Regions from separate parts of the Homo sapiens genome. Here region 1 is linked to region 2. Evidence: chromatin contacts called from ENCODE Hi-C or POLR2A ChIA-PET data. All regions are on one chromosome and are shown on one strand. Each heading gives the region's core, a stretch centred on a gene start or an enhancer-like site at or near the end of the contact. The rest is flanking DNA. Distances are from core to core; before and after follow the strand shown.

The links. Hi-C counts contacts between places; a loop is a spot of excess contacts on that map. ChIA-PET counts read pairs that join two places held with the same protein, here RNA polymerase II (POLR2A). Pooled maps may share reads with other maps.
Region 1: a loop to region 2 is called in a pooled map, with 6 times the contacts of the local background. The contact joins the enhancer-like site here to the promoter of ANKLE2 in region 2. A Hi-C loop is called at or near these places in 2 of 37 single-sample maps with no recorded cell type and 7 of 50 pooled maps. POLR2A ChIA-PET finds 5 or more read pairs at or near these places in 1 of 52 experiments (HEK293).

The regions. Positions count from the first base shown.
Region 1 is chr12:132,447,480-132,453,253 of GRCh38, forward strand. No RefSeq gene overlaps it. Among named protein-coding and RNA genes, the nearest start is that of MUC8, 24 kb to the right of the region's middle. RefSeq lists silencers at 2,232-2,281, 2,312-2,381 and an enhancer at 3,616-3,925. Within about 2 kb of position 2,277, at least 3 of the 41 ENCODE cell types and tissues checked have a DNase peak (open chromatin) inside an H3K27ac peak, as active enhancers do.
Region 2 is chr12:132,757,959-132,764,249 of GRCh38, forward strand. It overlaps ANKLE2 (ankyrin repeat and LEM domain containing 2), which reads right to left and starts at 3,874. Exons shown (of 13, transcript NM_015114.3): 1 at 3,660-3,874. The coding sequence starts at 3,840. RefSeq lists enhancers at 3,220-4,088, 4,443-4,542 and silencers at 3,323-3,912, 4,003-4,292.

The DNA of each region.
Region 1 (5,774 bases), core at 1,027-3,526, 310 kb before region 2:
GGAGTCTACGGGGGATGGTGGGAAGGCTGGGGAGGAGGATGGGAAGGAGACCCCCGCTGAGGGCAGGCGGAGCGCTGGGGTGGCACCACCTCTGGCTGCGGGGAAGGTCGTGGCCCTGCGAGGACCTGTCTAGACAGAGGCTGAAGTTGGGGGCGGGGAGGTGGGGGGCAGGCACGTGAGGAGCCGTTGAGTTTGCAGAATCTGGAGGAATCAAGAGGGCCCAGGACAGTCTTTTAAGCCAGTACCAGGTTCTCAAAGTGAGAAATGGCCTCTGGCCTAAGGGTGAAGACCTCAAAGGCGTGGCTGAAGCAGCTTTATTGAGATTTGCAAGATTCACAAGCTATCTTTTAGACTCGATACAGTCAGGCCTCTGGGAACCTCGAGGGCGCCCTTCCGCAGCCTCCTGGGTCTCAGCCCAAGGAGACAAGAGCTTGCCCCAGCGAGCAGGTGTGGGTTAACTCAGTCACGCCCGCAGGAGACACACAGGGTTTCTGCAGAGAGCTCTGTTGTGGAAGTGCCGTCAGAGAGAGGCGGCTCGGTGTGGAAACAGGCCTCTTTATGCTCAGGAGGCAGGCTGAGAAGCTGCCCGGCCACAAGCACAGGCCACCTCTTGCAGAAGAGGGACCTTAACTCTGACCTCAGCCAAGAGCCCAGGAGACACAGCCTGGGGTCACAAAGAGTCAGCTCCTAGGAGCAGGCGGTGCTCACCTAGAAGCTGCTGGTGTGGACCTGGCTGGAGCTCAGGTTTCTGCCAACCGTGTCTGCTCCTCCTGTCCCTGCTGTTTGAACGGGGGTGTCGGCGTGTTCGTCCCGCCCCTGCCTTGTCATCGCATATTGGGTCTAGGGCCCCAGAGAAGTGCACGCCTGTGATCCCAGGCTTCTTAGTTCAGTTCCTCAGATGGAGATGTGGGTGAGAGACGCTGAGGGCCTCCTCCCCAGCCCTCGTTCTGATATGATCAAGGACTCCAAGCCTGGGCCTGAGGATGCAGCGGAATGAGAGGCCGAGGTCTCTGGAGATTGAGTGTGTTTTCACGTGGAGCTAAGGGTCACTGAGTGAGAGGGTGGCCGCCCCTTGTGCTGGCTTCTCCCTTGATGAATCTGGACTGGCCCCGAGCTACAGACTGAATCATCCCAAACTGGGAGACTTACACAAGCCTCCCTCCGGCTTCCAAAAGTTCCTTGGCTTGAGGATAACTTGGCAATCTCCCCTTGTGGAAGGACCCCAGTCCAGGATGGCCTCATCTTTGCTCATCACATCTGCGACACGGCCCTATTTCTAAATAAGCTCACCCTCTGATGACCCTATTTCATTCTTTTGAGACGGAGTCCCGCTCTGTCACCCAGGCTGGAGTGCAGTGGTGCGATCTCGGCTCACTGCAGGCTCCGCTTCCCGGGTTCAAGCCATTCTCCTGCCTCAGCCTCCTGAGTAGCTGGGACTACAGGCGCGTGCCACCACGCCCGGCTAATTTTTTCTAATTTTTAGTAGACACGGGGTTTCACTGTGTTAGCCAGGATGGTCTCGATCTCCTGACCTTGTGATATGCCCGCCTCGGCCTCCCAAAGTGCTGGGATTACAGGTGTGAGCCACTGCACCCGCCCTTTTTTTTTTTTTTTTGAGACGGAGTCTTGCTCTGTTGCCCATGCTGGAGTGCAGTGGCACAATCTCGGCTCACTGCAACCTCTGCCTCCCAGGCTCAAGCGATTCTCCTGTCTCAGCCTCCTGAGTAGCTTGAATTACAGGCACATGCCACCACACCCAGCTAATTTTCGTATTTTTAGTAGAGATGGGGTTTCACCATGTTGGCCAGGCTGGTTTCGAACTCCTGACCTCAGGTGATCCGCCTGCCTCGGTCTCCCAAAGTGCTGGGATTACAGGCGTGAGCCACCGCACCTGGCTGAAAAATTTATTTTTTTAAAAAGAGAGAAGTGCTTAGGAAATTCAATAAACTTACCTTTTTTTTTTCTTTCAAAAATTGCCCCGCTTGGAGCATGCTTTGAAAGTCACAAATAAAGGCTGTTATGTCGTGGCATTCAACCATTTTTGTCTGAAAAGCAACTTCCAAAAATCAGCTGTAGATTCATTGTGTTTCTTTCTAAAAATGAAGTGTTGTAATTAACACTACCCAGTTTCATAAATAAACAAAACATATTTTCTTGCATTCTAGTTTCGGGTTTCAGGATGAAACCTCCATCGATATCTCTAGTTCCTTCAAGTCTGCTGAAATGTCACCTTCCCTGCGGCAAGCATATTTTAGGTAAGGCGTAAATGCAGCCTGCCCCTCCCGGCACCCCACTTCCCCTTGACTTATTTGAGTGATGTGTTTACCTGTGATGACCGCGGCTCATATCTCCCCACCAACCTCCGGGGGCCCCAGGAGGGCAGAGAGCATGTGCTGTGTTCACTGTTGCTTTGAAAGTGCTTAGAACTGTGTCTGGTACATAGTAAATGTTCAATTAAATTTTTTTTTTTACAGTTTCACTTTTCACACTTAAGCGTTTAATCCACTTGCAGTATAGTCATCCCTCGATATCCTCGGGATTGGTTTCAGGACCGCCCTTGGATCCTGAAATCAGCAGGTTCCCAAGGCCCTGGTATAAAGTGGCCTGGTATTTGCATAGAGCCTACCCACCTTCTCCCAATACTTTCAGTCATCTCTGGATGATTTGTAATACCTAATGCCATGTAAATGCATCCCCTGGCGTTCCCGGATACCTGCCTGCATCACACAGTCCCTGCCTGTCCATCTCGCAGCTTTACAGCCCAGGAAGGCCCAGGCCCGGCTCCTCCCGACCTCTCCCGAAGTCCCTTTCCCCCAGCCTTGGTCCCAGAAACAACCAGCTCGAGGTGGGGGCAGTGAACGCTCAGGGTGGAGTTGCAGGCTAAGCCCTCCTAAGCTGCCAGGGAGAAGCGCTTTTCTGCCAGCAGCTCTGCGGAGGAAAATTGATTTCCTTGGTAATGAAGTGTTAACCCGCTGGGGGTGCTCGGAGCCGCGCCAGGCAGGCGGGAGGCCCCAGTTTGCACAGGCAGTCTTCCCAGACATGTCTCAGAGTCCTCGTCCCAAGCTGCCTGGGGCCCCGGGTGGGCCTGGAGTGACCAAGGGCACACAGACCTGCTTGCGGGGTGAGCTGAGCCGGCAGGGCCCAGCTCCCCAGGCCGGGAGGCTCCATCACCTCGTAATCATCTGGTGGTCTGGTGCCTGCCGGTCCAGGAGAGTCGCACACACAGTAAAATCCTCCAAAATCAAACACAGCTGCTTTTGCTCCTCCTGGAAAGGCAATGAGAAGCCCCAGAGGAGGTTAATGAAGTGCCTTGGAGCCCTCGGCCTTAGCCTGCAGCTGCTGATTTTCCAAGCAGGGCCATCTGAATGGGGGAGGCTTCTCCCAGGGTCCCTGGGCTGATGTAGGGGCTCAGCCATCTCAGTCCCTGAGGCTGGACCCCTCCTTGATGAGGGTCATGGTCCGACAGGGAGGGCCAGGCAGCATCAGCGCAGGTGTGGCCACTCCCTCCCTCCCCTCCTCCTCTGCTGGCCCCATGGCAGCCCCCCAGGAGCTACACAGCCTTGAATCCCCTCAGGGAGGCCCCCAAGGCCCGTTTGGGGAGCTGCCCACGCGGAGCCCAGCACGCCCGCCCGGCTTCTGCAGGGAGGGGCCCATCTCTTCCTGGCTGTGCTGGGTTTTCCAGTGCAGGCCAGAGGGGAAACTCCCATGATCGAGCCCAGCTGAGCCCCCTGCTCCAGCCCTGGGGGGCCGAGGAAGAGCAGGTTCTGAGACCCCGACCAGCTCAGGGCATCCAGGAGGGGCCAGGGCACCCTCTGTGCGGCTGGGGTGTCCTCCCAGTCTCCCCTCCTGCTGTCACTGGCCCGCGAGGCATCTGGAGGGCCCACACCTGCCAGTGACCCCTCTGGGGGGTTGTCCCAGGCTGCGCTGACTTCCTTTCTGTGGCGCGGGTGACACAGACGGCGACTCTCCAGGGCGGGGCAGGGGCTGGCAGGGCCGCCGGGTGTTCCCTGACCCTGGAGGCTTCGGGGAGGGAGGGGAGGACGCCAAGCAGGGGCGGGAGCTTAGAGTCCCCCCCACAGCTCATCAGGCCACGCGAGTCCTGCAGGGTGGTCTGGGATGGCCCCTCACCCTCTGACGTCCTCTTGGGCTGGGCCAGTGAGGAGCAGCCACAGGAAGGCGGAGGGTCGGGGGTGGAGGTTGGAAGGCAGAGGGCGGAGGGCGGGCGGGGGCATCCATTCTCCCGAACAGGGGTCTTGCTGCGCGACTCTTCCATCTCACGCTGCCGGACCTGTCTCTTCCCCGCCGTCCACGCTGGGGACGGTTTTAGTGATTTCCCCGGGTTCTGTGCCCTAAATCCTGCCACACTTCAGCCACATCCCCCTCATTACTCCTAATTTGGATTCCCAGGTGGAGGGGCCAGCCCACCCTGGCTGCAGTGGGAGGGCAGCCCCTGAGTGCACAGCCTGTGGCCCACAGAGGACGGGGTCTGCGCTCTGAGGAGGGTTCCCGGCCCGCATCGGTCAAGGCAGAGATGAGGAGGAGGCCATGAGGCTGGCGTGGTGTGGCCACAGCCCAGCTAGAGGGGAGGGCATTTGCACGGGATCCAGTGGTGTTTCCCCAAATTCGCATCCACTGAAACCTCGGAACGTGGCCTCTGCAGGTGTGATGTGAAGTGAGGATGAGGTCATCTTGGATTGGGGTGGGCCCTAAATCCAATGACTGGTGTCATAAGAGAGGAGAGACAGATACACACAGAGAGGGGATGACCGTGAAGAGGGAGGCAGAAACGCACACAGATACACACATACTCAGGGAAGAGGAACAACAGGCCAGAGGGGCCGTCAAACCCTCTCGGGGGTTTGAACTCCACCTACGGCGTGTTTCAGTCTTAAAATGTCCATGATTCTTTTGTCACGATTTCCAATTCTCTGATGAAATTCTCCCTCTTACATATTGTCTTGAATACACCGATGCTGCTGTTTTAAACTCCCGTCGCTGCTGCGTCTGTTTCTATTGACTTTCCTCTGCTGCTGCTGCTGGCCTTATTACCTGGTCCTGTCACCCCCATGCCTGGATATTTTTGATTGAATGCTTGGCGTTGTGAATACACATTTACAGTGGGCTTGGGTGATGTTGTCTTCCTCTGGAGATGAGTTGCTTTTCTTTAGGATGGTAGTTAGGGTTAGGGGTCGACTGCCATGACCCCATCAGGGCCGGGACCACTGGAGGCCGCCAGTCTCCACGAGGGCGGGAACTGGAGGCCGCCGGTCTGCATGAGGCTGCTCTCCTCTGGTCCCCCTCACTCCCAGGCTGCGGCATTCAAGGGCATCAACAGAAAGCCTGATGCAAGTTCTTCCCTCCCAGCTCTGACTGCCAGGAAACCTGAGGCTGCCTCAGGGAAATGAGGTCTCCTCCTCCTCCTTGGGGCCGTCACCCCTCAAGTCCCAGCTGCCTTGGTTACTCTCTGGCACCTTTGAACTGCCACCTGTTCCTCTGGCCCAGCTTTGAAAGCAACTCCCAGGAGCAGGTGTGCTTGGACCCTGCGGCCCTGCGGACAGACCCCTCACTGACCTCCCCTTCATTAATCCCATCCAAACGAGGCCACGTTCTGAGTTCATCCTGGTGAATTTCGGGGACACTCTTCAACCCAGTGCGCCGTCCCCCACAGAGCAAGCCAACATCCTGATGGGGCAGCCTTTGCCACTTTGCCCCCGCTGGCCCCATCACACTGCCCCCCAGCCACCACACCTCCCGGAGGGGCCTCACACGCTGCA
Region 2 (6,291 bases), core at 2,624-5,123:
GGGCAACAGAGCAAGACCCCGTCTCCAAAAAAAAAAAAAAAAAGAACAGCCACAGATATACATAAACAAAAGGGTATGGTTGTATTCCAATAAAACTTTACTAAGGAAAATAGGTGGGGGCCAGTTTGGACCACAGTTTACTGACTCTTGCATTAGAATAAAGCCAGGGAGCCGGACACGGTGGCTCATGCTGGTAATCCCAGCACTTTGGGAGGCCAAGGTGCATGGATCATTTGAGGTCAGGTGTTTGAGACCAGCCTGGCCAACATGATGAAACCAGGTGTCTACTAAAAACACAAAAATTAGCCAGGCATGGTGGCATGCACCTGTCATCCCAGCTACTCAGCAGGCTAGGTGGGAGAATCGCTTGAACTGGGCAGGCAGAGGTTGCAGTGAGTCTCCAGCCTGGACAACAGAGTGAGACTCCACCTAAAAAAAAAAGAATAAACCCGCGGACGTCGCATTGAAATTGGAAGTATCAGTATGATCACAAGGTCTTTGACAGATCGATGGGTAAAGATGTGAGAAACAGCTAGGTCTGAACACTGGGTTATAATGTTCCATTAACAATTTTTTTTTTTTTGAGATGGAGTCTTGCTCTGTCGCCCAGGCTGGAGTGCAGTGGCACGATCTCTGCTCACCGCAACCTCCACCTCCTGGGTTCAAGCAATTCTGCTGCCTCAGCCTCCCGAGTAGCTGGGATTACAGGTACCTGCCACCACGCCCCGCTATTTTTTTGTATTTTTAGTGGAGACTGCCTCACCATGTTGGCCAGGCTGATCTTGAACTCCTGACCTTGTGATCCACCTGCCTCGGCCTCCCAAAGTGCTGGGATTACAGGCATGAGCCACCGCAACCGGCCAAGTACACAACTTTTGAGACTGGCTTTTCCTATTCAGCATAATGCCCTTGAGATCCACCCACGTGGCAGAGTGGATCGCTGCGGAGTGGCACCCCGGGGCACCCACGTGGCAGAGTGGATCACGCAGTGTGGCACCCCGGGGCACCCACGTGGCAGAGAGGATCGCTGCGGAGTGGCACCCCGGGGCACCCACGTGGCAGAGTGGATCGCTGCGGAGTGGCACCCCGGGGCACCCACGTGGCAGAGAGGATCGCTGCGGAGTGGCACCCCGGGGCACCCACGTGGCAGAGTGGATCACGCAGAGTGGCACCCCGGGGCACCCACGTGGCAGAGAGGATCGCTGCGGAGTGGCACCCCGGGGCACCCACGTGGCAGAGTGGATCATGCAGAGTGGCACCCCGGGGCACCCACGTGGCAGAGAGGATCGCTGCGGAGTGGCACCCCGGGGTATCAGTGTGCAAGTTTAACCATTTGAGTTATTTCAGTTTCTGGTAATTACAAATAAAGTTGCTATGAACATTAAATATGGGTTTTTGTGTGAAAATAGTTTTCATTTGTCTAATAAAAGCTCAGGAATGCAGGGCAGGTTTAACTTCCTAAAAACCTGCCAGGCTGATTCCCAGAGTAGCTGCACCACTTACCGTCCCCACCTGCAATGCACGAGGCCCAGTTTCTCTAAATCTCTGCTGACTATATATATGTATACTATATGTGCTATATGATATACACGTATCATATGCCATGATATACGTATATTATACATCATATATAAAAACATATTTTTATATAAAATAAATCAGTATTTTTTTATTTCAGCCATTCTCAAAACACCACCCTCACCCGCCGCCACCTTGTCCGCAGCTCTGCCTGGATGATGCCGCTGGTGACAGTAACAGCACTCAGAGGTGCTTAACACATACCAAGTGCTGCACTTACCCAACTCCCAAAAAAGCCTAACCAGGTATCACTATCATCCCCATTCCTAAAAGAGCAGGCTGAAAACAGGTTAAGCCCACAGCAATAAGTGGTAGGGCCCGGTGCGATGGCTCACACCTGTAATCCCAGCATTTTGGGAAGCTGAGGCAGGTGGATCACCTGAGGTCAGGAATTCGAGACCATCCTGGCCAACATGGTGAAACCCCGTCTCTATTAAAAATACAAAAATTAGCCGGGCGTGGTGGCAGGCGCCTGTAATCCCAGCTACTCGGGAGGCTGATGCAGGAGAATCGCTTGAACCCGGGAGGCGGAGCTTGCAGTGAGCCGAGATCGCGCCACTGCACTCCAGCCTGGGCCACAGGGCGAGACTACATTTCAAAAAAAAAAAAAAAAAAAAGTGGTAGGGCCGAGACACAAACTCACACAATTGGACAGGAATCCCCACTCAATCATCAGAAAGCACCTCTCCGCAGTGACTAACAGTCTGACAATTTAGAGTAAAAACAAACTCAGTTTCTCCCACTAGTCTTGCAACATGCTTCGGACACCAGGTATGTGGGGATTTTCTCCCCACAAATCACGCAGGTCGTCAGTTCTGCAGTGGACACAGGCTGGGTGTCGTCTGTCATCCTAATTCAGTCATCTATTCTGACAGCGTCTTCCTGGAGATACCAGCAGACCCCCACAGGTTAACGGCTCAGCCCCGCAAGACTGCCCCCCACTTCCAGTGCCCAGGTTGTTTGACCTGCGCTTGGGACCGACGGGGCGTAACCCGGTGACCTCCTCAGGTTGCGGTAATTTGCTAGAGTGGCTCCCGAACTCACAGACATGTTTTACTTACACTTACCAGCAGAGTATAAAGGATTACAAAGAATACAGGTGAAGAGATGCGTGACGTAAAACCGGGGGGAAGCGCTTGGAAATTCAGGGCCTCTCTGGGCACCGCCTCCAGGAACCCCCACGTACTATCTGGAAGCTCCCTGAACCCAGCCCTTTTGGGTTTTTACAGGAACTTCATTTCACAGGCGTGATTCATCAGCCACTGGTGATCAACGCAACCTTCACCCCTCTCTCCTCCCCAGAGGTTGGGGGTGGGGCTGAAAGTCCCCAGAACCTCTAACCCTGCCTTGGTCTTTCCTGCGACCAGCCCCATCCAGAAGCTCCCTAGGGGCTGCCGGCCACCAGTCCACTCAGCCTACAAAAGACATCACTTTGGAGGTTCCCGGGATTTCAAGAGTTGTATGCCAGGAAAAGGGGATGGAGCTGAAATACACAGTTCACTGTATCAGTTACCTCAAACTTAAAACGACCAAAACCCACCTCTGATCTCCACATCACCCAGACCCGACAGTCTACCGCAAAGCAATAAATGGCCACCTTCTCCCTCTTCCTCTGGCCCCAAACCCCTGAGTTACATTTGCCTTTTCCGTCTCTGCCTTATGTTCCATGACCAGTAACCGCAATGGCTTCACGTTCCAAACACATCCGGGACCCAGGGGTTTCCTCCCCGCGCCGCCCTCCTTTGGGCCATCCCTCCCCAGGTCTCGAGAGACCGCAGCAAGAGTCTCCGCTAACGCCTCGCCGGGCCCCCGCCGCCTTCCCCGGAGGCTGCTCCAGGGCCCGGGAAAGCTCTCACCCCCGAACCCGGCGTGGCCCCTCCGCCCCCGGCCCGGGAAGCCAAGTCCCCGCAACTGCCCTTTCCGCGGCCGGAATGGCCTTTCCCGACCGGCCCTGGTTTCCCCGGCCGCCTCGCCCAACTGCTGCCGGCTCCAGGGGCGCGGCCGGGACCCCAGGCCCGAGGAGGGCGTCGGGGCGGGGAAGGGGCCAGGGTGCGGGGACCCAGCGACCGCCTGGGCCTTACCTGAGGCGGGGGCGGCGGCCGCGCTTGGCGGAGGAACTGGGGTCCCGCTGCGGCCCAGACCTCCCGGCCGCGGGCCCAGCCGCCGCACCAGCCACCGCACAGCGATCAGCAGCACCGAGGCGCCCAGCAGCTCCCAGGCCAGCGCCGCCCACTCGGCCGCCGCCAGCCGCGGCCACAGCATCGCCGCCGCCCGGGCCGCAGCCGCCGAGAAGCCCGCGCCCCGCGCCGCGCCCGTCCCAGGACCCCGCGCCGGGCTGCCCGCGCCCTGCCTGACGGCGCCGCGCTCGAGGCGGCCGGGGCGGCGCGGGGGACACGGACGGCGGCCCCGCTCGCGGAGGCCCGGCGAGGGCGCGGCCCCGGCCCTGGGACCCAAGCGGGCGGGAACGGGCGAGCGGACGGGCGGGCGCGGCAGGCGGGGCGCGGGCAGCCCGACGCGGGGTCCTGGGACCGGCGAGGCGCGGGGAGCGCAATGTGCTGGCGGGGGCCGGGGCTGGGGCCCGGGGAGGCCACCAGGGCGGGGCCGGGCGCGGGGCGGCGCTTCTTCGCGCCTCCCGGCCCCGGCCTGGCGTCCGTGGGGCGCTGTGCGTCTCCGAGAACGAAGCGGCCTCCGGGTTCGTGTGCTCCGAGCCCGAGTACTGTTTGCGGCCGTCGTCCCGTCCTGGAGCAGGAGTGAGGAAGCGCCTCTCACTCCCCCGCGAACCCGCAGAACAGGCCGCCGGCGCTATGGAGACCGGCGGAGCTTCCCGCTCCTTCACCAAGGGGCCCTGACGCGCAGTTGAAAGCGCGGATTTTGCCGGGCGCGGCGGCTGCGTCCGGAGTCCCAGCGCCTTGGGAGGCGAGGCGGGAGGATCCCCACGGCCCGGGAGCTCGAGACCAGCCCGGGCAAATATTTTGAAAGTCATGGTAAAAGCCGCAATTACTTTTGCACCAACCTAATAGTGAGACCCTGTCTCGAAAAAGGGAAGGAGGATTTTACTGTATGTAATTTAGATGTTTTATTTATTTTTTGATGCGGTGTCTTGCTCTGTCGCCCAGGCTGAAGTGCAGTGGCGCGATCTCGGCTCACTGCAGCCTCCGCCTCCTGGGCTCAAGCGATTCTCCTGCCTCAGCCTCCCAAGTAGCTGGGATTACAGGTGCCCACCACCACGCCTGGCTAATTTTTGCATGTTTAGTAGAGACGGGGTTTCCTCATGTTGGCCAGACTGGTCTCGAATTCTTGATGTCAAGTGATCCACCAGCCTCGGCCTCCCAAAGTGCTGGGATTACAGGCGTGAGCCACCGCGCCCCGCCTAATTTAGATATTATTAAATGAAAATGAAAGACCTGAAAAATATAATTGATATCCTTGGTTAAAAACATAATTGATCTGAGCGAGGTGGCTCAGGTCTGTAGTCTCAGCAACTCTGGAGCGTGAGGGGTGATGGTAGTTTCAGTCCGGGAGTTCGAGGCTGCCATGAGCGTGATCTCGCCTGTGAATAGCCACTGCACGCCAGCCTGACCAACATAGCAAGACCCCATCTCTTAAAAAATATCATTGGATGGTACTAATGGTTGGTTGGGCACTACAGAAGAAAGGGTCAGTAATTTTGAAGATGGATGAAATGGAAATTCAAACCACGATGAGATGCTGCTTGAAATCCACCAGAATGGCTAAAATTTAAAAATTGGCAATATCAAATTTTGCTGGCAAGAGCAAACACTGAGTTAACCACCTTGGAAAATAGTGAGGCAGTTTCTTTCAAAGTTAAACGTACACCTCTGCTGTATTCTGAGTGTCTGTCCCCAGCGTTCGTATGTTGAAACCCTAACCCCCCTTGGCCGGGCGTGGTGGCTCACGCCTGTAATCCCAGCACTTTGGGAGGCCGAGGCGGGCAGATCACGAGGTCAGGAGATCGAGACCATCCTGGCTAACACGGTGAAACCCAGTCTCTACTAAAAAATACAAAAAATTAGCCGGGCATGCTGGAAGGCACCTGTAGTCCCAGCTACTCGGGAGGCTGAGGCAAGAGAATGGTGTGAACCCGGGAGGCGGAGCTTGCAGTGAGCCAAGATCGCGCCACTGCACTCCAGCCTGGGTGACAGAGCGAGACTCTGTCTCAAAAAAAAAAAGAAACCCTAACCCCCAAGGTGATGGTATTAGGATGTGGGGCTTGTGGGAGGTGATAGGTCATGGGACAGAGCCTTATATACTTCCCTTAGAAGAGGCCCAAGAAGGCTGGGCACGGTGGCTCACACCTGTAATCCCAGCACTTTGGGAGGTCGAGACAGGAGGATCGCTTGAGCCCAGGAGGTGGAGACCAGCCTGAGCAATATGGCGAGACGCTGTCTGTGCTAAAAATTTAAAAAATTAGCTGAACGTGGTGGCACACGCCTTGAGGAGGGAGGATTACTTGAGCCTGGGAGGTCAAGGCTGCAGTGAGCGAAGATTGCGCCATTGCCCTCCAGCCTGGGAGAGAGAGACCCTGTCTCAAAAATAAATAAATAAACAAGTACGTACATACATACATAAAAAGGTAATTATGTAAGTCCTCGTTACGGAGCCTCCATACATGAAGGGCTTTAGAGCCGATTTGTTAAATGGTCAGCTGTAGTCAGCTGTTGACACCCAGCGTCCACTCTCCATTAAGTTATT